Regions from separate parts of the Mus musculus genome. Here all the other regions are linked to region 3. The links are chromatin loops, found by intact Hi-C in ENCODE. Cell type or tissue: heart. All regions are shown on one strand. Links, peaks and the distances in the headings refer to the core of each region. The heading gives the core; the rest is flanking DNA. Region 1 has its middle 180 kb from the start of Gm41423. Region 2 holds the start of Gm33696 (a long non-coding RNA gene). Region 3 has its middle 4.5 kb from the start of Snai2.

Region 1 (8,408 bases), core at 1,832-6,831, 590 kb after region 3:
GATTTCAAATTGACTGCAGAGTGCTCTTGCAACTCCACAACCTCATGTGTTCTCTCAGAATCTCCATCTCAGAAGACCTCAGGTGGTCCAGTCTCAAAAACTGCTCGAACTAGACATGCACTTCCCTTACCCCAGCAAAGTATGTAGAAAGTAAGCAAACACCCTCCCCTCCTCTCTCCCTCTTTTTCTCTCTTCCCAGCCTTGTTCAGCATTCCAACTTTCTTGAGTTTTCAACAATGATGTCCCAATGTCAGCAGGAAGTGGTCATAAAAAGATTACATCCCCCTTTATCATTTATTGTCAACCAAAAGGCTGAGATATTAGGTTTCAAACCTGGGATAAATGGCTAACTCAGATGCCAATTCAACATACCCCATTCCCTTTCTTATCTAGTTCACTTCACCCATTTGCCTTCTATGACTATTTTATTCCCTCTTCTAAGTGAGAGTCAAACATCCTTACTTGGGTCTTCCTTCTTTAGGTCTGTGGAGTATGACATGGGAATTCTATATTTTGTGGCTAATATTGACTTTTAAGTGAGTACATACCATGCATGTCCTTTTAGGTCTGGGTTACCTCACTCAGGATGATATTCTCAAGTTACATCCATTTGACTGCAAAATTTATTATGTCTTTATTTTTAATAACTGAATAGTATTCCATTGTGTAGATGTACCATATTTTCTTTATCCATTCTTTGGTTGATGGACATTTAGATTGTTTTCAGTTTCTGACTATTACAAATAAAACTGCTATGAACATAGTTGAGCAAGTCTTTGTGGGATGGTAGAGCATCTTTTGGGTATATGCTCAGAAGTAGTATAGCTGGGTCTTGAGATAGAACCATTCCCCATTTTCTGAGAAACTACCAAATTGATTTCCAAAGTGGTTGTACAGGTTTGCACTCCCACCAGCAATGGAGGAATGTTCCTCTTGCTCTATAGCCTCAACAGCATGTGGTAGCCCTTGAGTTTTTGGTCTTAGCCATTCTGACCAGTGTAAGATGAAATCTAAGTGTTGTTTGATTTGCATTTCCCTGAAAACTAAGAACTTTGAATAGTTCTTTAAGTGCTTCCCAGCCAGTTGAGATTCCTCTGCTGAGAATTCTGTTTAGGCCCCATTTTTAAATTGGGTTATTTGGGTTGTTGGTGTCAAACTTCTTGAGTTTGTTATAAATTTTGAAATTAGCCCTGTGTCAGATGTAGGGTTGGTAAAGATCTTTTCCCAATCTGTAGGTTTCTGCTTTGTCCCATTGATAGTGTCCTTTGCCTTCCAGAAGCTTTGCAGTTTCATGAAGTCCCATTTATCAGTTGTTGATCTTAGAGCCCGAGCCATTGGTGTTCTGTTCAGAAAGTTGTCTCCTGTATCATTGAGTTCAAGGCTATACTTTCTGTTCTATTAGAGTTAGTATATCTAGTTTTATGTTGAGGTCTTTGATCTACTTGGACTTAAGTTTTGTGCAGGGTGGTAAATATTGATCTATTTGCATCCTTCTATATGAAGACATGTAGTTAGACCAGCATCATTTGTTAAAGATGCTTTCCTTTTTCCATTGTATGATTTTGGCCTCTTTGTCAAAAATCAAGAATCTATAGGTGTTAGGTTAATACTACATCTTTAATTTGATTCCATTGATAAACCTGTCTGGTTCTACCCCAATACCATGCTTTTTATTACCATTGCTCTGTAGTACAGCTTGAAGTCAAGGATGCTGATACCTCCAGAAGTTCTTATATGGTACAGGACTGTTTTAGTTATCTTGAAGGGTTTTTTTTCCCATATGAAGTTGAAAATTGTTCTTTCAAGATCTGTAAAAAAAATTGTGTTGGAATTTTTATGGGAATTGTATTGCATCTGTAGGTATTTTTCGATAAGATTGTCATGTTTACTATATTAATTTTACTGTAGTCCCATGAGTATGGAAGATCGTTCCATTTTCTGATTTCTTCTTCAATTTCTTTTTTCAGAGACTAAGACTTAAGTCTTAGTCACTGAAATAGAAAACATAGCCAATTTATTACTATGGTCCATTTTATAGTTAAAATGATTTTATAATAAATTTTAAATGAACCTTATCTTAGGAGTCAAGTTCCAGGAAAACCCAAAACAAGTAGAAGCAGATTCAGGAATGATGTCTCTGAACCATCACCTGGACAGGTGAAAATATATGAATGGTTATTTGGATTTTAAACAAATAAAAAATAAGCTTTGACATTTTAAAATGTTTATCTACTTAGAAACTTGTATCAGTCAGTGTTAACTGTGTCGTCAGGTTGCAGTTTCCACATGTAAAAAATTGACAGTCAGTAGCATTTAGGAATATGTCTGGGAGGTTTAAATAGACAAGCTATGGTAGAAGGGCCTGCAGTGTCCCTGAATGTTGTCTCTGTATTTATCTGCTCCTTGTAACCATCTAACTATAGAGCAAGAAGGTTGACTTCTGAATTACTACATGGATGTGCATAAAGCTGTGGCTCCTTTTAGCTCTCTGATTGATGCTCCAGTAATGAGCTATGTGGAATGTTGTGTGGGTGGCCACAAGGACAGTCTTAGTGCTTGAAAAGTAGAAAACAGGTTCTAAAGATGTCAGGAATGTCTCATCTCACTCAGGACCTGAAAAGTTGCCCCCCACCCCCACACACACACACATACAACTTCCTATCTGTGTTTTGCCTTCTTCTTTGTGTGCATGGCATCTTATGTGCATTTCTCCTAGCCCTTGAAGTTAACTACTACTCTCATTTGTAAGCATCATGCTGGAAATCCAAGGATCCACCACCAGAGGCAACCATGAAGATGATATGCCACAAGATTGCACCTTTCTTACATCCCTCACAGAGGGACTTCTTATGGATTGGGCGCACTATTATCATCCTCTAGACACAAAGCCCATTCATTCTCTCTCACAATGAAAAGGTCAGCTCAGGAACTTTGGGAAGGTCGTGAAACACTCGCCCCTCTGGAAGGGAGAGGCTAATTAGCATTTCTCAAACTACCTATGGGTGGGGACACATTCACTGGTTGAGTGTTGCTCACCTTTAGACAAGGGAAGTCCTTCTCACCTCATTCCCTAAAGACCAATCAGTTTAAAGGGTTCACTGTTATGCCAATCATATTGTACCTAGTTGCTGATGCTCTGTCCTGCCCCTGGAAACCATATAAAAACTCACCAAACTGGTGCTGGTGGTCACCACCTCTCCTTCGGGTCTGGGACAACCCCAGAACAGTGGAACAATACATTCCTCTTGCTTTTTGCATCAATCCTGGCTCCACATGGTTCACTCAGGGGGTCCCTGGTAAGCTAAGGCTCCCTGGTGTCTTACAATAACATGCACTCTCAACAGTGATACCTTTCATCAAGCAAGCCATAAGGAGACCACAAAGTAGTCTAGAAAAAGCAATACTACTTAATTATAAATATGCAAAGGACAGAGCAGTGAGAGTTCAGAGAAGTAGAGAGAAGTAGGGGATGAGATGACCATCATCAGAGCCATGGCATGAGATATCAGAGTATCCTAGACCCATGTCACAGAGTCTCTTTCTAAGAACAGTAGCAAATATTCTGTCCTGGAAGCCATTGCCAGTATTCATGTATGCATGGGAGTAAAGGGAGCCTCCAAATTAAGTAGTCATTAAGCCAGAGGCTCAGGAAACTAGAAAGACAAGGACCTCTGGTTCTTAGTGATGAGTGTGGAACAGCTTACATGCACATAGACTTTGCTTCCATACTCATCTTGATGGTTTCCTCAGCTCTCTTCACACTGTACCATCTGTGTCCTCACCATCTTCCTATCATGGGTACTGATTGTATTATTTGGAGCCTGAGTAAGTTGAAAGCTTGTCTTCTAAGAATAATTTGGAAAATGGAAGACTCTCCATCACTCAGAGGCAAGCACTTTCTGGGCTGGCCTCCACAGTTAAGCCTTCTAAGGTTTCAATACTTTGGCTGCATAATACAGTCAAACAGAGCCCAATCAACAGGAGGAAGCCAGCTCACCAGGAGGTGAGCAGATTCACTCTACCTGCCAGAAACCTGAGATCAGTAATACAGAATAATCAGAATACCAGAGATCTCTAAAGTATCACATTGTGTAACAAGTGTGGCTGCTGCACTGCTCCTGCCTTCTCATGTCTCCTCTACTGGTCTGCTAACAGCCCTGTAGACCAGACCTCTGTGACTCATGACTCATTTGGTTAAATTTTTTATGCATTTTAGCCAGGTTTCCTTTTCTCAATTACTCAGCTGCTCCCCACTGAGTGAGGTCAGATAAGGAATGCTCCCCATACTTAGCCATCCTGTATGCAATCCCAGCAGCCCTTTCATCATTCCCTAAAGTACTCCTCTCCCACAGAAAACCTCTAGCTGCATTACACTCCTGCTTTTTCTGCCGTTGCTTCTGAACATTTTTTTGTTATGTACATTTTTTGATATACATTCCTTTATTTTTTTATATGTATGATTGTTTTTGCTTTCAAATATACATGTGTACCAGCTATGCTTGGTGACTACTGATGGCATTGGATCCTCTGAAACAAGAATCATAGGTTGCTGTTAGTACTGTGTGGAAGCTGGAAACTGAACCTGAGTCCTCTGCTGCAAGAGCATTAAGTACTCTTAACTCCTGGGCCATCTCTCCACCCATCCCCCCTATTATATTTAGAGTCCTTTGAGATTCTGATGAAAGACATGGAGCAACCACCCAGTAGTGCAGCAATGGCTGAGCTGTGTAGTTACCCTAGATCTCTGGCTAAACACTTTCTTTGTAAATGTTTCCAGAGCTCCTGACACAGTGAGTATCACTGATCATTATTGTAGAGAGTCTCGTAACAGCGCCACACTGTGGATATTACTAGACTCTTGGCAGGAAAGTAGTCAGGATACACCCTCTGGGTGCCTGGCCCTCATTCTCTTAACCTTTCTCCTACCAGGCCTGAAGCTGGGTACAAACATCCAGAAAAAATAAGACACATGGCTTGGGGAGAAGGGAGGGATTAGAAGCTATGTAATTCTATCTAATATTTGAGGCTTGGCAAGGGCGCCTATGGGATTTCATGAAAACCCCCGAAACTTTTTCATTTCAGAGCAATTAAGCAGACCCCAGCGTCCTGGCTCCACTAAGCCGTTCAGCTCTGGTTTTATTGCCCGTTTCCTGCCCTCTTGCCAGCACTAGCTCTCATCTTTGTGCTTGAAATAAAAAACCCACTCTGTTTTGGTGCCACAGAGGCACCCACAAGCAAATGTGGGCTATCTAACAGGCCCAGGCAGGCTGATGGCGCACATGTGGCCCCAGGGTCCCACAGGCACTGCTGTGTGTTATAATCAGAAACATCCAGCAGTAATTTAATAGTTCCCACCAAGCAAAGAGGCAGAGTGGAGCAGTTCCTTCCTCCATATACTTAACCCTTTGAGGAGGAAAGAAGGGTCAAAAGAAGGAGAAATTCATCTTTCTACTTGCTACCCAGGGACTTTTTGCTTCTCTTTTTGTGTATAAAGCTTCACTGGCTCCCAATTGTTGGGAAAGCTATTCTTGCTAGGATACCATCTTCCAGGGCAGTGTCCTACATGCACACAATGTTGTACTTATAAATGATAATGGGTGAGAACTAAGGCCACATCTGTCAGCATGATCTCTGGGTTACAGAGATCATACCTCTGGCCTGGACTACAAGTCTTAGGTTAGAGGAGAGAAGGTCTCTCTCACTGGTCTCATCCTAACCTGAAAATGAGTTTAGGCAAGCAACGAAATTACAAGCATGAGCTCTGGCAAATTTTGTCTTCGAAGATTATTTTAAATAAATTTCCATTTTGCTAGTATTCTTGACTAGAAACTCACCACTTATTTTTCTGTGTTGATTAAGAATGGTAGACAAAGGAGATGGCTCCATCAGTAAAGTGTCTGTTTAAGAAACTGAATATGGATATCCAGACCCCATGTTAAAAACAACAACAAAAAACAAAACAAAACAGAGTGGAGGTACTGAAGCATGTGATTACAACCAATGCTGTGTAAGGAATCAAGACAAGCAAATCCTTGATGCTTATTGGCCAGATGATCTAGCCAAATCCACAACTTCAACATCATCAGGAGACTCTGTCTCAAAAAAAAAAAAAAAAAAAAAAAAAAGAGTATATAGTGATTGAGGAAAGGCATTGACTTTTGGCCTCCATATGTATGTACACACATGTGCAGGGACACACATTCATGTCAACAACTATATACACTATACAAACACACAAAATAAGTTAATCAAAATTCAAAATTTTAAAAATGAATGGTGACAATTAATGGTAAAGTGACTTGTTATCACCACTTATCACCACTTATAGACAAGTAAATGCTGGCCAATATGAACATACATATGTGAACACACAAACACATATGTGCCCACATGTTATACCACTTCACAAATATTAATCTTATGCTACAGTATGATAAAGCTCATGAGGCTTGAAATAAGTTCTTCAAACTTGACTTCACTATTTAAACATTTTGAAAAACATGAAATGTTGAGTCACATCTGTCCCTTCCTCTGACTTGTGGCCATATTGCCTAGCAGGAATGTTTATGTCTGTTGTCTTAGACATTCACAGAGCAGCATCTTTAAACTTTTTATTGGAGCCTTTTTTAGTTAGTGCTTCAAAAAATTTCTACAGTATATTCTGATCATATTTATCCTACCATCACCCCTCCTAGATTCATTCCTGCTTCTTCGAACACCTAACTTTGTGTCCTCTAGAAAAAAAATAATAAAACAAAACCATCAAGTACAGTTTGTACTGCTTATACACTCTTAACTGTGTGGCTTTCCACTGAAGTGTGGTGGATCCACCAGAGGCACACCAGTAAAGAAAATGGCTCTTCCCTGTAGCTGCCTGCGGCCACTGGTTACTGGGTTCCTGACAGTAAAGATGGGGTTTTGGATGGGAAAGGCTGCGAGAGAAATAATGAGCCAAGACAAAGTTTTCTGATCAAGGCCAATGTTTACTTAAGAGTCTGAGCTTATAGAGGGGGAAGCCATCCCCCACCATGTCAGGATCTCATTGCTTTGTGAGGATCAATGTTTTGTCAGGATAGTGTTAGAACAGATTCAGCCTCTCAGCAGGTAGTGGCATCTTGGAGGCAAGCTGCAGATGTGGCAGAACAATAGACCTTATCTAGGTCGGAAGACTCCACCCTAAGTGAGCTAGCTGGCAGTGGCAGAGCAGGTCTGAGCCAACCTGCCTATTTTCTCTCTGTGATGAGATTTTTGTCTAGCTTGAGATGGTGAAGTTCTTGTTATGCTGTCTCAACTGCTGTGAATCCATATATGCGTCTGTCTTGTCCTATTCAGGAAATACTGCACTCTGTACTCTTTCAGTGCCTCTGACTCCTACACTGTTTCTGCTTCTTCTTCTCCAATGATCTCTGAGTCTTGGGAGAAAAGCTTGTGATAGAGATATCCCCTTTAGGGCTCAGCATTATGGTGTGTGTGTGTGCGTGTGTGTGTGTGTGTGTGTCTATCTATCTCCATGTCACTATATCAATTTTTATTTTTATTTATAGCTAGATCACATGGTATATATGTGTCTGTTTTTTCAGGCATTCCCACACTGATTTCCATTCATCTTTTCAAGCCAAGGGGACCTACAGAAGCCAGGGAGTCTCTCAGTGACACACTTTACTTATCTTTAAGAAGAAGACATTAAGTATTTGTCTTATAGAGACTTTATTAATTTAGGAGGAACTAATATTCACATCAGTAGTGTGAATATCAGTTTAAAGAGTTGATAATACTTCACTTTGTGTATTTGTGTACAAGTTAGACTGTGTTGATTGAGGCAAATGCTAAGAAAATTCTCTAAGTGGGTGGGGAGTGGGTCACACAGGGTTCAGTAGAAAAAGATCCTGGGGATAAGGCTGGGGGGAAGGGGACATAGTTGCCTTCCACATGGGTAGAATCCCTTAGAAAGACTCTGCAGGTCACTCAAGGGACACATCTGAGTGTGTCTGTGAGGTTGGGAAGACCCACACTGAATGTAGTAACCCCACTCTGGACTGAAGTATCAGGCTGAATAAAAACGGGAAAGTCAATGTGGCTAGCCTCCTTATTTTCCCACTGTAGTGCCTTTTCTGCCATAATGGATAGATAAGAGACATCATGCTGTGGTTTTCTTCCTGGGTCTGAGATATGTAACATACATTAATTATTTCCAGTATTATTTATTTACTGTAAATTTCATACTTTTTCTAAATACCTGAATAGTATTTCATTGTATAAATGTACATGTCACTAGCTTCAGAAAGAGCCAAAGTATCTTTCCTCCCTCTCCACCTATTTTTTTCTCATTGTCTCTCTTTCTTTCTGTCTTTTCTTTCTATTTCTTTCTTTATGTCTTTCTCCATCTCTGTCTCTCTGTCCCTTCCTCT
Region 2 (8,408 bases), core at 1,624-6,623, 240 kb after region 3:
CTTCTAAGCTGCACATCCCTATTCAGCTGGCTCATCACTTTTCAAGATCTGTCCAGTATAAGCAAACACCAGCCCACAACATGAGATTGATTTGCTGAATGATGTATGATAATCAGGAAAGGACATTGACTGAAGCCAATGGAATCATGGCAAGAAGTGTCCTACCCTGTCCATGGCATCAAGAAACAGGCAAAAAGCTGCTGCTTTTCTATTCCTTTTGTGGGTGCACATTTAGAAAACATCAGGTGGCTGGTAAGACAAGCTGGCCTCTAGGCTGTTAGCAGGGCACAGGAGGTGGAATGGAGCAGCAGGATGTGAAGCAGGCCAGGGCCTGTAGCAAGTCCCAGGTATGTGCTGAGAGGCAGGCACTGGCCCGCAGCAGGTGCAACACAGCCAGTGCCCAGCGGCCTCAGGAAAGGAAAACCTGCAGGTGCAGTCAGGACATGCCCTGAGCCTCCCCAGCCACGCGATTTTTTGAATAGCTGTCCTATCCTCATTGTCTGTCTGCAAGATTATGGTTTGCAGTGGGAGGAGATGCAAGAGAAGGAGTGGCTTGGTGGAGTCTCCAGTTCTAGAGGCTTTGATGACACACAGGCTGCTGCAGAAATTCAGGATGTCTGAGGGGGTAGAGCAGCCTGGAGGTCTGAGGGTGAGTATGTGTTAGATAACTGTGCTGAAGAAGGGGTGACCGTGGATATGCTGGCAAGCCTCCAGGCGACCCCTTGTCACCAGGGAGAATACTTCTCTTTCATGACATCATAGACGTTTGCTTTCCAAAAAGGGCTTTGATCCCAGGCCAATGTCTAGTATGTCTCTCATTGGCTTTGTGAGAAAGTGGAAAACAGCACTCAAACAAGCAAAGCTTTCAAAAATAGATGTAAACTTGCACATCCTCATCAGGGTGGCTTCTTGTTCTGAAGACTTCAGTAGCACTGAATGGGGGACAGGGCATGGGATCTCTGGGGGAAGCTCTGTGTCGCACTCTTGCTTTACTTTCTATTTTCTTCTTTTATTTTCCTTCTCTCAAAAAGAGATACATGAAAGCATATCCAGCCCTATTCAGTGCTGTTTCCTGTGGTCTGACACAGAGGAGATGGTCTGTATTTGCTGAAGAGCAGAGCAGAGCAGGCTTGGATCCTGAAGCATATCAAGATGGAAAAGATCACTCCATATCAGATCTCAGTTGAGTTCTTGTGTTCAGGCTATACTATGTTGATTCTCAGGAAAGCTGATGGGACGTGACTTTGAACACAACATAAATCAAGGGGCCAGATCTGTTCCTCAAAGTGTCACCCCATGCATCCCTGAAGGCCTGTGACATAGCACATGGGATCAACAAAAGGAATCAGAGGTTTTACTCCATCCACAACTCCATGGCTTTAAGGAGCTTCCTGTTCACTTGGGACATCAGAATTTGAAATACTCCTGAGAAAGCCTAAGAGGTCAACCCTGGACTGTACTGTGTCTAAAACTGGAATACACATTCCTTTTCCTGGAGGAAGAGCCAATTTGATGTCTGTCTTCAGGCACTATGTGTCTGGGTAAGTTAATCCAAGAGAGCCCAACTTTCTGAAAGGAAGACACCTAACCATACTACAAATGACAGGACATTTAGTTTGTTGTAAATATGTACCGGACATAGTGCCACAAGCTACAACAGTCAACTAAGAAATAACTGTAAGACTGCCTCACGGAAACTGACCAAGGGGTCACACAAGAATGAGCTGATTCTCTCAGTTCTTACTATAGCACAAGAGCGAGGGTTTTCAAAACTCCTTGCTGATCACACATTCTCAGCTAAAGAGAATTCTAGTACTCCAATCAACCGGTTGTAAAATTGCATGATTAAAGTGACTTAGGCTGAGACAGTTTTTCCTTCTTTAGAAATTTTACATACAGGTGGTGCTGCAGTCTTGGAAAGGGTGTCAGAGCAGGCTGATGCTTCTGAAAGGTGGCTAGCTACCCACTTCTGTGACATCCTGAGAAGCTTCTAGGGTTTTACTTCTTTCAGCTCACTTCAGCCATTACATTTGAACATTTGGCCTCACCACACATCAATATATCTTATACCTCCTTAAAATGGGCTTCCTTCTGCCCACAAAACTCCAACTTTACCTCTTCATCAAATCTCTCTTCCTTTATGATAACATCTTGATCTCTGCTAAGAAGGCAGAAGTCCCCTGCCCAAGCATTTCTTCCACATTAAAAAGTTTTACACTACTTATCTATGAATATTGCTAAGATCCCAGATACAATCACCTTATTGTCTAGTATATGATAATCACTATTCAAGGGACATCAATAACAAGTATGCCCAAACCAAACTCAGACTTTAGAGGCTCTGAAGAACCACAGGACACCTTTGGATTTCAGCTGCCCTTACCATGTAAGGAATAGACATCCACAGAGATAATCTATTGTGTACTGACTTCATAGTGTACAATGCAAAGCTAGTGTGACATGAACTGGAGGCATTTCTTTTTATTTCAGTCTTGGGTTTTTAAACCTTGATCATGATTTCTTGGATTCTATGTCTCAAACTCAGTCTCCCTTGCCATTGTCTTCTTGTCATACTCTCAAGTCCAAGAGCCCAACATTTCTTTCTTCCATCTTTTTGGCATTCTTTGCCCTTCTGTTCCTCCCTCCGTATGATTAACACCATGCATCAGGGGCTCCTGGAGTTACACTCATTAGGAAAAAGAAACTCATTTTTACTGCTATAAGGAAAATATACCATTTAATAATGACAATAATAATAATAATAATAATAATAATATATTAGTAATGTAATTCGTAAGGCCAGAATTTCTAGTAAGACAGGACAATTATTTTGTAGGATCATCTTGGTCATCATGTGTCTTAGGTACGATTTTACTGCTGTGAACAGACACCATGACCAAGGCAACTCTATAAAGACAACAATTAATTGGTGCTGGCTTACAGGTTCAGAGTTTAGTCCATTATCATCAAGGCAGGAACACAGCAGCATCCTGGCAGGCAGCTGGAGCTGAGAGTTCTACATGTTCATCTGAAGGCTGCTAGCAGAATACTTGCTTCCAGGCAGCTAGGATGAGGGTCTTAAAGCCCACACCCACAGTGACACACCTACTCTAACAGTGCCAAACCTTCTAACAGTGCCACTCCCTGGGTGGACCGAGCATATACAAACCATCACACTATGTAACCTAGTTTCCTAAAAGTAATGGTTCTAGGGCTTCATTATGAGTCCAAAGCTGTCAAGGTTAGAAAAGACATGCCTCACTCCATGTAAACTGCAATGTCTTTATTACTTGTGTGACATTTTAATACTTTGCAGATTACTTTTATATCCATGACTTCATTTGATCTTTACAGTCAGCCTGGTGGTAGACAGAGCAGGTATAGTGACTAACAAATGAATGGACCTAGGTCCAGAGAGGTCAGCAGACCTTAGCTCCAGAGTCAACAAAAGAGAAGCAAATGTGGCAAAGGCTGTGCTCAGTTTGGTAGGAGGAACTGATTGCACAAATGACCAAATAGAGGCTTGTGTGTTCTGAGTGCTGATGATTCACACGGAGCCCTCTAGCCAGTGTTTGCAGATATGAGAGAAATAGTGATTTCTGATGGCATGACTCTGTTTCTGTGGAGAGCAGCCTGACCCCAAACAGCCAGGGCCAGAGACACTGGAGTATAGACCTTCACAAATACTGTAGGTCCTAGAAGGATGAAAGGAGCTTTAAGTAAGTGAGCTACAGTAATTATGTTGGCTTTAATGGAGCAATACCTGCTTTTGTTGTGCTATGGTGCAAAGACCTAATTATTCAAACACAGCCATTAGTTCCCACACAGCAAAGATGACGGCACATGTTATAAAGATACCATCTCTTGGACACTTGCCCACCAGGCCCAGTTTCTAAGGCTCTTCAAACACAAGGACAGCTCTGCCAGAAACATCCACCACATATCTTTGGACACCAGAGCCCAGAATTGACCAGTGACATCTGAAGAAGAACAGCTGTGGTAATGAATGTTCCTCCTTCCACAGCTTCCTAGTGAATCAAGGGCTGGTTAGAATGGAATGGCCTTGACTACCTGGGGCTTACTGTGTCCTGATCTCAGTTTCACATAAGCAAACACTTTCCACTAGGGCTCAGCAATCCATTTCACACACACACACACACACACACACACACACACACACACACACACACAGAGACTGAAGACAAAACATTCATTTTATCAGAGGACAAAATGTACTCAGAACTCAGAAACCTGTCCAACTTCTTGCTGCCACCACCAGGAAAGGAAAAAAAAGTGGCTCACTGAATTGTAGGTACTCTATTGCTTAAACTTAAGCACTCAAAAGCAGGCACCAGCCTGCCTGCATTTTTCCTATCCCAGCCCTTCAGTGAGTAACTGTTAGGAAAACACAAAGGGCTTTTAAAAGTTCAAAGAATTTTTTAAGTGGATGCATCATTATTACCACCAAACATCTCAATACATTGACTTCTATAAACTAAAACAAATAAAAAACTTACTTTGAGAGGAGACCAAGGGGATTTCACTGTACCAACCATAGCAAGAAAATTTTCTAGAAGAGGTATCCCTCAAGGCTTTCTCATTTTTTCCTGTGTGTGTGCGAGCACATACACACACACTCAAACACACTCATACACACGTGGACACTTGTACATATTCACACTCACACAATGCACACTCATATACTCAAACACACACTGACATAAATACTCACACACTACACTCACTCACGCACACTTACTCTTATACATATTCACTCACTCTTTGTCTCCCTCTCCCTCCCCCATTCTCTATATACAGACACACACACACACACACACACACACACACACACACACACACACACACTGTCTCTGTAATTGGCATCCTTCCCAGAAGCTAGAAAATTGAAAGCAAAAGTAGGAAAGATTCTGGAGCTGTTTCTCTTAAAAAAGGCTTTGTCTATAGTCTTGTGTTGGGCTTCCTTCTGGCTTCTTCGGTGTCTACCAATGATAGAAGGAGTGTCTATTTGTCTGAAAACTGCAGACTGCAGATTTCTACTTGTAAAAAGAAAAGCATGGAAGGGTTGAAAATGCAGCTCAGTGGTAAAGTACTTTCATAACATTTTTGGTTTGATCATCAGTACTGAATGAGGAAACCCTGGAGGGAGGGATTGAAAAACAGATTAGTTGTAATAATGAGAAATCATGTCTTGCCCTAGCATCAGGGATTTGGTATGAACACTATCATTTTATGCCGAGGGGAGGAACTTACATACACCAAATGGAAGTGCAGCCCTCCACATGGCCCTGGCAAGTCCTACTGGTGAGAAATGCTCGGGGCCGGTGTTCCACATGGAAATGCAAAATCAAACTTGCAAGGATGAAGGGTGAGTGCTCACTTTTTAGGAGAACTGAATTTCAAAAAACCTCAGAGGTTAAGGGAACTTTCCAAGTATGTCAGCCTTAAAACAGCACACAGCATAACTGACTAATTAATTAAATTTCATTAAAAAATAGTCAGAATGTAAGCAATGGGATATATTAGGGAGCATGGTCTCTTACTAAGAACTGGAACAATTTCCCATATCTGACAAAGACCTGAAATCGCACCCAGATCCTTCACAGTTGTCCTTAGAGCAAATGCCAAGAAGGGAGTAAAGCTCTTATAAACAAACAAACAAACAAACAAACAAACAAACAAGCTGGTTCTGTATGAGAGTAACATAGAATTCCATAGTTCCCAGGCTTTGAAACTAGGGAGTTGCTGGGTACAGGACTGAAAAGGAAGTTGAGCCAGAGTCTCTTCTTCCTAGCCTACAGCTAAGGGCTGAGTCTGAAGCATAAAGAGCATAGTCTTCAGCTGGAGACCAGCACACACACAGGTTCCATGAATGCTTATTGCCTTCAGAAGCAACACTGTCAAACACACAGTAAAACAGCTCTGGGAAACAGTGTCCTCTGCGCAGAGAGGACAGAGCTCTGGAACTGAGTCTACGAATTCTTCCCACAAAGCTATCATCTCCTCCCTAACTAGTCACAGTCCCGTCTGTCATTCAGTTCGGTCAAATCCCTAATGCTACCCAAAAAGTAAGCATTTTAGTTTTCTTTGGTTATCTTTTTTCAAAAACTGAGTTTGCCTTTTCTCTTTGACCATGGAACATAGAAGAGTCCTGCTGTCTACACGAAAAAGCACAGCACTTGGCAGATCAAGACTTCTCATGTGCAGAGATGACATAACCTTCTAATGATCAAGAGAACACTTCCATCTGCCATAGCCCCTCACCCTCTTGTCTTCCTGAATGTTCATCTTAAGAACCATGACCTTAAGTGGCCGTGTAGCAACTTAATTAGGACCAAAGGCCTAGCCCACATGCCTGCAGGGGACAAAATTCCTCTGTATAAAGAGAATGTTTTCCACTGTGAGTATTTACACTAGGAGGGCAACCTTGAGACCAGACAAAGTGGTAAATCAGACCTTCTGTATGGTGCCGGGAACCAGGTTGAGATAAACTTCTAGGGTCCCAGGGAGTGACCTGAAGGAAGACAGGGCATGTGGTGAATTTAAAAGGTTTGGGGAAATAAAATGCTTTTGGCAGCTTTTCCAGGGGACAAAGAATATCTGAGAACATGTTGGGGGGCATTTACCCTGTCTATGAATTCATTTGAAAACTACTGTTATAAATATGTAAGATAAATGGGATTAGAGGAAAGCAACCTTAATGTAATAACTGTAGCCAAACCCTCCTTGATTAAGAACTCCCAAGGAAGTTTAAATCCTACTTGACATAGAATATAAACTTGGACAAACAAAGGTATTATGAGATCCACCTTGGTACTCTCAGACCATCACAGGCTAGTTGACAGTCACTTGTGTTAATAGACGTCTGGGTCCATGGAGAACCCAATCAAATGACCAAAAATCTCTGGGCAATGTGTACAGGCAGGCCACTTAGATATTTGTATTATAAGCATAGTCATGGGACAGACTGAAAATTTAGTCAAAATGTGGCTTGCACATCCAAAGACATCTCTGTAGAGAAATATTTTTACAAAATGTTTTGCCCAGATTTGCTAATAAAGAACACCAATGATTATTTTCTATTTTCTTAGCAAATTATAAACAGGTTATTTCCTCAGAGACAGGTTTTATTTGTTTGTGTTTTAGACATGGTATCACTCTGTAGGCAAGGCTAATATAACCTTTGTATTGCCAGTACATCAGACATATACCACCATGATTGGCTCCCAAGGACTTAGTTTTGGTGGTCTGTGTCTTCATAGAGTTATCCACTGGCCAATGTTGCTATTCACATAAGACATTCCTGGAAGCCTGTCAGTACACAGGCTCAGTAAGAATTACCTTCACCTGACTGAAGCATTGCTCACCTGCTCCTACAAGGCTCCACATCGCCAGCAGGGACCTGCACAGTGAGGATGTTGTCATTATCCTCAGCTATGTACACAAGCGAGTCCTGGCCTGCTGAGAGTTGCCTCAGGTAATCACAGCCCCAGACACATGGTGCTGTACAGGAGCCAAGCAGCACTTACACCCTGCACCCCACAACTAGCTTCAGAAAGCCAACACTCCAGCCATAAGAGATGTAACCTAGTACCCTATTGCAGATATACCTGACACTTCTCACACTGTGGCTATAGGTCTCCTGTCAGTACCCCATATATCTCTACATCAAAGAAGGGAGCTCTAGAGTCTGAGTTCCTCCAGGATCACATTGTCCCATCCCTTCATAGCAACCATTCCATTTCAGTTTATAGCAACACCTTTCATCTTCTCTGTTCAGTTAGCAGTAGCTCTGAGTGCATGAACAGCCTCACACTGTGTGACCTTCCAACTGTACCTAATCTAGATTTGCAAGAAACTACCTAGATACGTTGTGTCCTATCGCCATCTCACACGCCCACCTGCTGCTTCAGAGGATGTTTCACCTGCTGCTTCAGAAGTCCACAGAGACAATTCTGAGTGAATTAAGTAGCAGATATGTAACTTCTTTTGGAGAAAGTGGTTAAATAGAGATACTATTTCATTGAAGAGATCTGAAGGCAAGAAAATAAATTACTAATTTCTACCAAAAAATCAGGTTTCCAAGACCTAAAGTTCTTGTAGGTGGCCCGGATGAAACCTAGAGAGCTGTAGTTCCTCAAACCAGTGTGGCACTTCAGCCTCTTGATAAAGCAACTCTTCTGAAATCGTGCCCAGGCTACTTTGCTTTCAGATATCCTTTTACATAGTTCTAGCTTGAGCTTCGGAGTGGCATTCTCCAAACTATTTGTGGGAACACTTAGAACTTCCTTCTCTGTAAAGTTTCCATCCAAACTCCTGAACACCAGCTTCCCTGCTTCCCCTCTGTAGCTATGTACAACAGTGAGCTTTGCGCAGGCAGGTTTTCTGAG
Region 3 (8,408 bases), core at 1,286-6,285:
CCACCATAAGTGTGAATACACCTAGCTATTCAGTTTTAAAATAAAACGTTATAGTATTAACTGTGGAAAGTCCAAGAGACAATTATTCCTGAAGATTTCAGCATTCCTTTTCATCAAATAGTAGGAAAACGCCATGACAATTCTAGCACCTGAACAACTCAATCAGTTCACTGCACTCTGCTAAACACAGAGAACATTCCAGTAGGCAGTAGTGGGGCACACATTGCCTTTCCAAGGGCTGTACATCTTTATGTATTTTCATAAAGATAATAACTTCAGATAACTCAGTCCTGATTCTAAGAAAATTAACAAGTAAGAAAAAATTCCTGGAAAATAAAAATAGAACAAGGTTATAGAAAAACTCACAGTAGAAATGAGATTGACCCAATGATGGCAGATACATAAGACATTGTATAATTACACTTCTAAGCATGGCAAGATGAATATGAAGGACTGTATTTTTGTTTTAAAGTAATAAAAGGTTTCAAATCAGTTACTAACTCTGGAAACTGAAAATATGAGCAAATTTAACATAAGCAAACAAGTAAGGATAATTTTCCTTCCTACCCTTTGATTGCCTAAGGTTGTTTGCTGAAATTTACAAGGCTGATTTACATTTAGAAATCCCCAACAACACATAAAAATAATTATGAAGAAATGAAACTAAACTGTCAAATAAAACTATGAGGGAGAGATAAAGATAAAATTTTTGGCATATTTCTGCATATATGGGTAGCTAAAATGTAAAATTCCTTGTGGGTTTTTGGTGGTGGTAGTGATGTATCTGTTTTCCTTTTTGAGACAGATTTTCACTGTCCGGTCCCAGCTAGCCTCAAACTCATGATTCTTGTGCCTTGACATCCTGAATTCTAGAACTATAGTTGTGTACTAAAATGAATGAACATATTCACATGTAAAATTGCCTCTAGTGTGTCATCCTGTTGATTTGATAGAGAAAATCGTATTAGATGCCAGCAGTAGCCTGTAGTTCCAGTAATCAATGACAGGGAACACTTGGGGAGCCCCAGGAGCTGAGTTCCTTGAGAGTAGAAAAAAATGAGCAGGCCATGCAAGATGGATCTGCAATGAAAAAGGAGGCAAACAAAAGTAGGTGCTCCCTCCAAAGGCACCATGAATCTTCTGTGATGGTTATTATAACTTACATAGCATGCCTAGCCGTCACAGTGGTTACTAAAACGCTGGAACTGGAAAAAGAAATGTTCATGTTACCACCAAAAGAGATCAGCATGATCTCCTCAAGTTTTCTGATGAAGAACTGGAAGAAGCATGGAAGAAAGGTTCCTTATCAAAGCTGATGAACAAAGATTGGTTTGCACCAAGAGCCTTTTTCTTTTATTTTAAAATATTTCTGTCTATCTCTATGTCCCTCTGTCTGTCTATCTATCTATCTATCTATCTATCTATCTATCTATCTATCTATCTATCTATCTATCTATCTATCTATCTATTGCTATTTACTGTATGAGGATGTATTGCATGTAGCTTTTCCTACCCCACCTAAGCTCCAAAGCTCCTGGAACAGGCCGTGCTACCAGCCCCCACCCAACTTCTCTTGAGCCCACAGATAAATCACACACACACACACACACACACACACACACACACACACACACTTGCTCAATTTTAACTTTCCCTTTGACACAACTGCTGGGCACTACTATAGCCCACCAGGAAAAACATACCTTTATCAATATTCTTAGCTCCACACCTTCCAACCTGCCCTCAACTTTAGTTGCTCATTTACATCTAGTCCCAGCTAAACATTCCCAAGTACCAGCTTGTAGGAGCAGCCTCAGGCCACTGCTCCTCCCAAAATCTCACATGGCGCATTGGCTTTTCTCTCTCCAAAGGACATCAAACTCTCCCTCATCTCCACTAGCCTCTAGGGACCCAGAAGTCCCACCTATCCCTTCCACCTATCCATTGGCCCATGGCTTCTTTACTGACAGATCAAGAACCAGTTGGGGAACAGGACCTTGGCATTGGAACCTACAAGGATGTTCCATGCCATGGTGCATGTATGGAAATCAGAACAATTTGTACAAGTCACTTTTCTCCTTCCATTACATGAATTTCTGAGACTGAACTCAGCTTTGCTTTGATAGCAAGAACCTTTACACAGTGATCCATCTTTCTGATCCTGCTTCAAGAGCTTCATATGAACCTGTTGTGGATGGCTCTGGTGATGTGTTTATTTCGATGTTAGTTTTCCAGAAGGGGCTATCTGGAACAAGGAATGAGTCACATTCTCAGGTGACTTCTTGTGAATCTTCCTCCAAATAAATAAAGGAACCAATCACTGGGTAAGTAGGAGGGACTTCCAGGTTGAATGGAGAAAGAGAGGAAGCAGGAGAGAGTTAGGGGCTTTTTGGATTGGGATAGAGAGAGGACAAGATTTAGGTCCTAGTATCTCTGAGCTTATATGGCAAATCATGGCGGATTTGCTACCGGAGGATTCAGATTTAATATGGCTTACAAGATTACAGGATTCTAGTTGTTGCACCCAGCGATATCATTGTTTCTGAACTAAGTTTGTGTGGTGTTTTCCTTCATGTGGCAATTTGGCTGGGTTCAAGGGAGAAAGGTATGGAGGCAAAGCATGGGTTTGCCAGATGTGCACCATGGGGGTTTTGAAGCACAAAGCTCGCACCATAACAACCCACCAGTGGGAACTTAGTGAGTGAGTTGGGTAGACAGATTTTGGAGCACTGAGTCAGAGAGTCTCCACAAGATAAAAACTGGCTGGCAAGACCTCAGGGGCTGAGAGTAGCTCGGAGAAATGAAGGAAAATGCCACTTTCTTTTACTATTTCCTGCAACATGAACTATGTATGTCTTCAAGCCATTCAGTGTAAGAAAATACAAAGTGTAAAGAAACCAAAGGTTTAGTAACAAATTATCTTTAGCCATTGTTTTTTCAAGGTAAAATCTGAGTCTTTCTTTGTCTTGTTGATCCTTCATTTGTTTAACTCACATATATGATTTGGCATAGAATCCTCTAGTAAAGTGTATTGAAAGTATACAAATATAAATTTCTGAGAAGATGAAGATAGTACAAAAGACCATACTACTTCCTAGTAAATAAAAACAAATAAAAGTAAATTTTTACACAAAAAGTAGCATACATGCCCCACAGTAGCTATGGTTACCTGCATGAAACCTCTACAAGACCAAGCCACTTAAAATTTTAGTATGGAAGGCGTTTATGGAGAAATGATCTTTACTAGGGACAGCAAAAGTCACTTTTCTTTAGAAATAACCAGTTGGCTCCATATTCCCGAGTGGATGGCCACACAAATGGGTAGAAGTAATTGAACTCCATGGATTTAAAGAAAAAAAAACCATGAACAAATAAATGAAAACCAAAAAGGAAATGAGGTCAGGAAGGAGATGTGTTATGGATGAGTTGGAGAGAAGAAATGGAGGGTGAATAAGATGAAGATATATTTATGAAAATATCAAGGAATGAATAAAGTATACTCACTGTTTAATATCAGTGTAATTTGATAAAGACAATTTGTGACTTTATTTTTTCTTCTAAAAACAAGGACAATATTTTATAGGATTAACAATATTTTATAGGATTAACAATTTGAGAGATGGTCACTGAAATAATGCATATAAAAATGTGTGGTATCTTGGCAAGCTCACACTAACCATCTGGGACTGCAGAGAAGGATCAGTTGCTTACAGAACTTTTTATTCTTACAGAAGACCTAAGTTCTGCTCCAATATCCATGTTGGGTGACTCACAAATCTCTATAACTCCAGCTCTAGAGAACTTGTCACTCTCTTCTGACCTCCACCGACACCTGTACGTAAGAGCACATACTTTCATGCAGATACAAAAGTTTTTTAAAAAGTAAATCTTTACTCAAAAAGAGGCTATTCTTAGCATTATCCATGATCATATGATCCTATAGAACTGAGTGTTGTCCGGTTCTATATTACAGCACTGTATTGGAGCCGAGCTAAGCTGGAAAAGGCATAAGGGTTGAAAACAACTCTGTGTCTATTACTTCATCCACTTCTAGATTTGGGATGGATGTGTGCATAGTATCCAAAGCCAGCCAGAGGTTATATAGTGAGAAGCTGACTCAAAATTAAAAATAAAAATATTTCTAATGTCTGATCATGCCAAAACTATGTTCACTTATAAAGTAACTGTAACTTGTGGTGCAATGTCACATTGTAAGTTTTAAAGTTAAGAACATACCAATAAATTTAAAACAATTAAGTTTATTTAAAATTGAAGTGATTAAAAAATTAGGATGTTTAATGTACAGTCGTGTTAACCTATTTTCCACTAGGTGGCAGATGTTGTCAAGAAGTTAGAGAAAAGAAAAGAAAACTCTATCACTTCCAAAGCTGACCAGTAGGTGTCTCTTTGCAACCACGTATCTCTGAGCCCGTGTATAAAATACAGGCAGGTATAACATTTTCCAGTCTTTCTTGTTCATTGGATAGATAGCATCATTATTACTCTGCAGAAGTATAAACCAAGCACTAAAGAGGTGAACTCGAGGTGAAGGACTATTCACATTGTCTCTACCCAGCAGGAAAGGAAACTCAAATTCTACAAGAGGAAAAAGAGGTTAAATACAGATGAGTAGCAGAAAGCACCCTATTAAATTTTTTTCTCAGGTTAAAGAAGACTTCCTATTTAAAATATCTCGAATAGTGCTGACCAAATGTGCAGATATTTACTCAACGAGTAGCATTCCTGCTCACTTCTGAGAGACAGAGAAAGTTAGTAGATAAGGAAGGGTCTGTCTAGTGAATACATAAGAAATGATAAAAATCCCTAACCAGGGGATGGCATCCCGACATCATTTTCATTGGTACTGTTTTTATTCCAAATTCAATAGGTGCAAGCATGCGCACACACACACATGCACACACACCTGCCCAGCTTTAACGACGGGAAAACATGATCTCTTTTTCTGTCTTTCTCTCTTTTCGTGTGTGTGTGTGTGTGTGTGTGTGTGTGTGTGTAATTTTTTTCCATATTGCAACGACAGTCTTCAATATACAATTCGAAGTATATAAGCAGAATACTGCATGGCCATAGGATTCTGCTAAATTTGCCTTTTATGCTAGAGAATATTTATCTAGTTAAATGTAAAGTCAATTAGTATGTGTAGGAAATGTTACTTCTATAATTTTAAGGGATAGTTTACTTTTTCAGAGACTGAGTTGAATTAAAAATAAGGAGTGAAAATATGTCTAAATTCATATAGATATATAAACATGCACAAACCCACAAAGGAAATTATACCACTGTCAACGAAGCTCCAGTTAATATTATAAAAATTTGTTCCTATCCAGCATATTTTAAAATTAATAGTATTTTGTAGTAGTGTACAGATACTACTGACTAACCCAATGACTTTTCATCAATTCACGTTCTTCACAACAGGTATTAATGATCCTGCCATGTGCTGTGCCTCCAAAGAACTATGGTTCACTTTAGGGATGGGCCCAGCACTATATGGGATATCCTATTTTTTCATGGCCTAGGTATTTCACTTGGAAATAGATTGACTTCATTTTCTTAACATAACAGACAGCTTCCATCCACTATCTTTCTATATATGTGAAGACCTACATGTGTATAGTATAAATACCAACTATTCCAACCAAGACATTTCTCTGCTGAAAGAATATGACCATGTCTTCTCTGGAAAGAAAGGAAGGAAGGAAGAAAGGAAGAAAGAAAGAGAAAGAAAGAAAGAAAGAAAGAAAGAAAGAAAGAAAGGGAGGGGAAGAGGGAGTGGAGGGGGAGGGGAGGGAAGGGGAAGAGAGGAAAGGGGAGGGGAGGGGAGGGAAGGAAAGGGAAAAGAGAAGAGAAGAGAAGAGAAGAGAAGAGAAGAGAAGAGAAGAGAAGAGAAGAGAAGAAGCCAGCCCGCCTGGAGTCAGGAGGGAAAAATACCCCAAGAATTCAGGAAGCCTTGTGGGAAAGACTCAAATCATCCTAGTCAGCTACTCTAGAAAGTACAGGAAATGAGAGAATGAGAAAAATGAGATGGTATGAACTTTCCAGGGTCCCATGAGATTCAGGAGTCAGTTTTATGGGAAACAAGTCAAGATTACCTTCCAGTGGGTTTAAGCTTGAAGAAAAGTTATGAAGCCCACTAAAAAAGGCTATAGGAATTTGTGACCATTTATTTCCTTAGATTACATTTTAAACTCTAAGGTTTAGCCTTCCTTAATTTAACTTACCTGACATCTCTAGTTTGACTTGGCTGGGGTTCTCTTCCACAAGAAGTATCTCTCTTATAAGTTATTTCTATAACCTACCTAATTAAGGAACATCAGTTTCTCTCCAGCTTAGGACTAATTTCTTGGTTTGGCAAAGGCTACCCACCACTAACTTCAATCAATCAATCAATCAATCAATCAATCAATCAGTCAGTCTATCAGTCTATCTATCTATCTATCTATCATCTATCTATCTATCTATCTATCTATCTATCTATCTATCTATCCATCTATCCATCTATTGATTTATCTGTGTATGACTGTATGTGTGTGTCTGTCTGTCTCGCAGTCTCTCTTTATGTCTATTTCCCTCCTTTTCTATGAATACAGAATGAAGTATTTAAAATGTTGGTGTATCTAAGGACAAATCCCTGCCTTGCACAAACAAAATCTTGCAGTCTGTGACTAAAAGCAGCACCCCAATCTATTGAAGTCTGCAGGGAGAAACCGTTATAGCAGAGTCCTCCCACCTGGCCTTGGGTATGATAAGCTTCCATTCTTGCATTTTCATTACATCAGTTTAATATCAATTTTCCTCTGCTGTGCCCAAGCAGAGCTTCTGTTTAACATGATTTATGTCATCAGCCGGTGGACTTCCTCCTGCGGCCAGTGGGACACATCTCACATAGATAAGGCATGAATCAGATCAGTTGAGCTCAATACTGGCTAGCACAATCTGGAACACACAGGTTACTTGACTGCAGTCTGTAATTTAACACAACCCCTGGGTCCTTGGACACAAAGGGGCTGGTTTCCCTGTTTCAAATTCACTGGTTCTTTAAAAGCACAATGAATCGTTAATGATTTTTTAAATTGCAACAACTCACTTTAGCAGGTTATCTTCTGGCGTTCCCTGTTGTCATGTGTGGCTTTGTGCCCTCTTTCAATACTAGATAAAAAACAAACGGTGTGTTTTACTGGAAATTAGGTGGAAGGGGCAAGATTTCTTGCCCTATAGAGCAGGTGTCTAAATCTGAGCAAACCCACTAGAAATAGGTCAACTCAGACTCCAGCTCTGATCCATACTCATGGTAGCTTAGAAAGAAATCTAATACATTTTCTTGTTTTCTTGTCACCTGCAGATTCAGTTCCCTTAGTTTAAGGATTCATATAAATATCTTTCTGTATTTGACATTGAAATCAGTGACTATTGTAAAGAGAAAGAGGAATCATTGAAATTAACCCAGGAAGTCTGCGGGTTTCCCCCTCCCCCGCTCACACGCCCGTTTTCTCATCCCCAGATTAAGAAGTTATGCTGCTTGACAATGCACTTTTCTCTTGCAAGTCTCAACATCGCTGGTGGTATTCTGTTTCCGCTGTTTTCTTCCAGCACCTGTTACGAAAAAAAAGTTAGTTGTCTTGGGGTGGGGAGGTGGGGGAATTGGATTCTGCAATTTTGTTGGGAAGAGTCAGGGTAACATTGAAATAAACAGAGTTGCCTGTGGGCACAGTGAAAACTGCACTTTTAAAATGAATCACTTCGGAGTATTTTTACACCTACCCCTATGTGCAAATGCAAGTGAAGTGACCGGCTGGCTACTGGACTACCTAAACTGCCAGTCAAAGAACTTGGCAAAAGAATCCTTTACCCCATCTTTTAATGCAAACCAGGGATGTGGCGTGAGGAAGGGGGAGGCTTTTGAAGACTAAAGAAAACACCACTAAGTAACGGCAGACACTAAGAATTGTCAGTAGAGATTCATATTTTTTTTTCTTTCTCTAAAATACCATGCGCTACAAAGGGAGGAAGTCTTGTCACATGTCTTCATCAGAACTTTCCATACTTCTTCCAGAGTTTGCCTATTGTCGGAGTCTGCACCAGCCTTCCCTTTTATCTTTACACTCTTCCAGTTCCTGGGGTAGGCTGTAAGGCTTTACTTTCAAGTGTCTAACGCAGCGATCAGCAAGTTAACTTTCTGGCACGCCGCCCTAGACCTGCTGTGGCAGCTGCGGGGAGCCTTTACCTTCCTTTCCCAAAAGCCAGAGCCTACAGCTGCTTGTGTGCAATAACCCCCCTCCAGACGCAACTTCCAAATATAGACTCTCTGGCCACTAGGGGCTGCGCGGTCCCAGTCCGGAGGGCCGCCCTTCCTTCCCGCCCTCGCCTTGCCAGGCACTGCCCACATC

What was found. A loop is a pair of places that touch in the nucleus more often than their neighbours do. Peaks named below come from ENCODE experiments on the same cell type or tissue, not always from the same donor. Only the 100,000 strongest peaks of a DNase experiment are listed, where the experiment ranks them.
Region 1: a loop joins it to region 3, with 12 times the contacts of the local background. A loop is called at or near these places in 19 of 42 quality-filtered maps.
Region 2: it touches region 3 in a loop (3-fold over the local background); 3 of 42 quality-filtered maps call a loop at or near these places.

What each region holds. Positions count from the first base shown.
Region 1 is chr16:15,290,268-15,298,675 of GRCm38, forward strand. No RefSeq gene overlaps it. Among named protein-coding and RNA genes, the nearest start is that of Gm41423, 180 kb to the left of the region's middle. RefSeq lists an enhancer at 4,203-5,779. In heart, for the core only: a CTCF peak has its summit at 4,855; no DNase peak of the experiment used is centred there; H3K27ac peaks cover 358 bases.
Region 2 is chr16:14,936,260-14,944,667 of GRCm38, forward strand. Gm33696 (a long non-coding RNA gene) reads right to left here and starts at 4,624. Exons shown (of 3, transcript XR_384708.4): 1 at 4,518-4,624. It also overlaps a transcript of Efcab1 not described here. In heart, for the core only: no CTCF peak of the experiment used is centred there; a DNase peak (open chromatin) is centred at 3,902; H3K27ac peaks cover 328 bases; H3K27me3 peaks cover 447 bases.
Region 3 is chr16:14,697,168-14,705,575 of GRCm38, forward strand. No RefSeq gene overlaps it. Among named protein-coding and RNA genes, the nearest start is that of Snai2, 4.5 kb to the right of the region's middle. In heart, for the core only: a CTCF peak has its summit at 4,383; no DNase peak of the experiment used is centred there.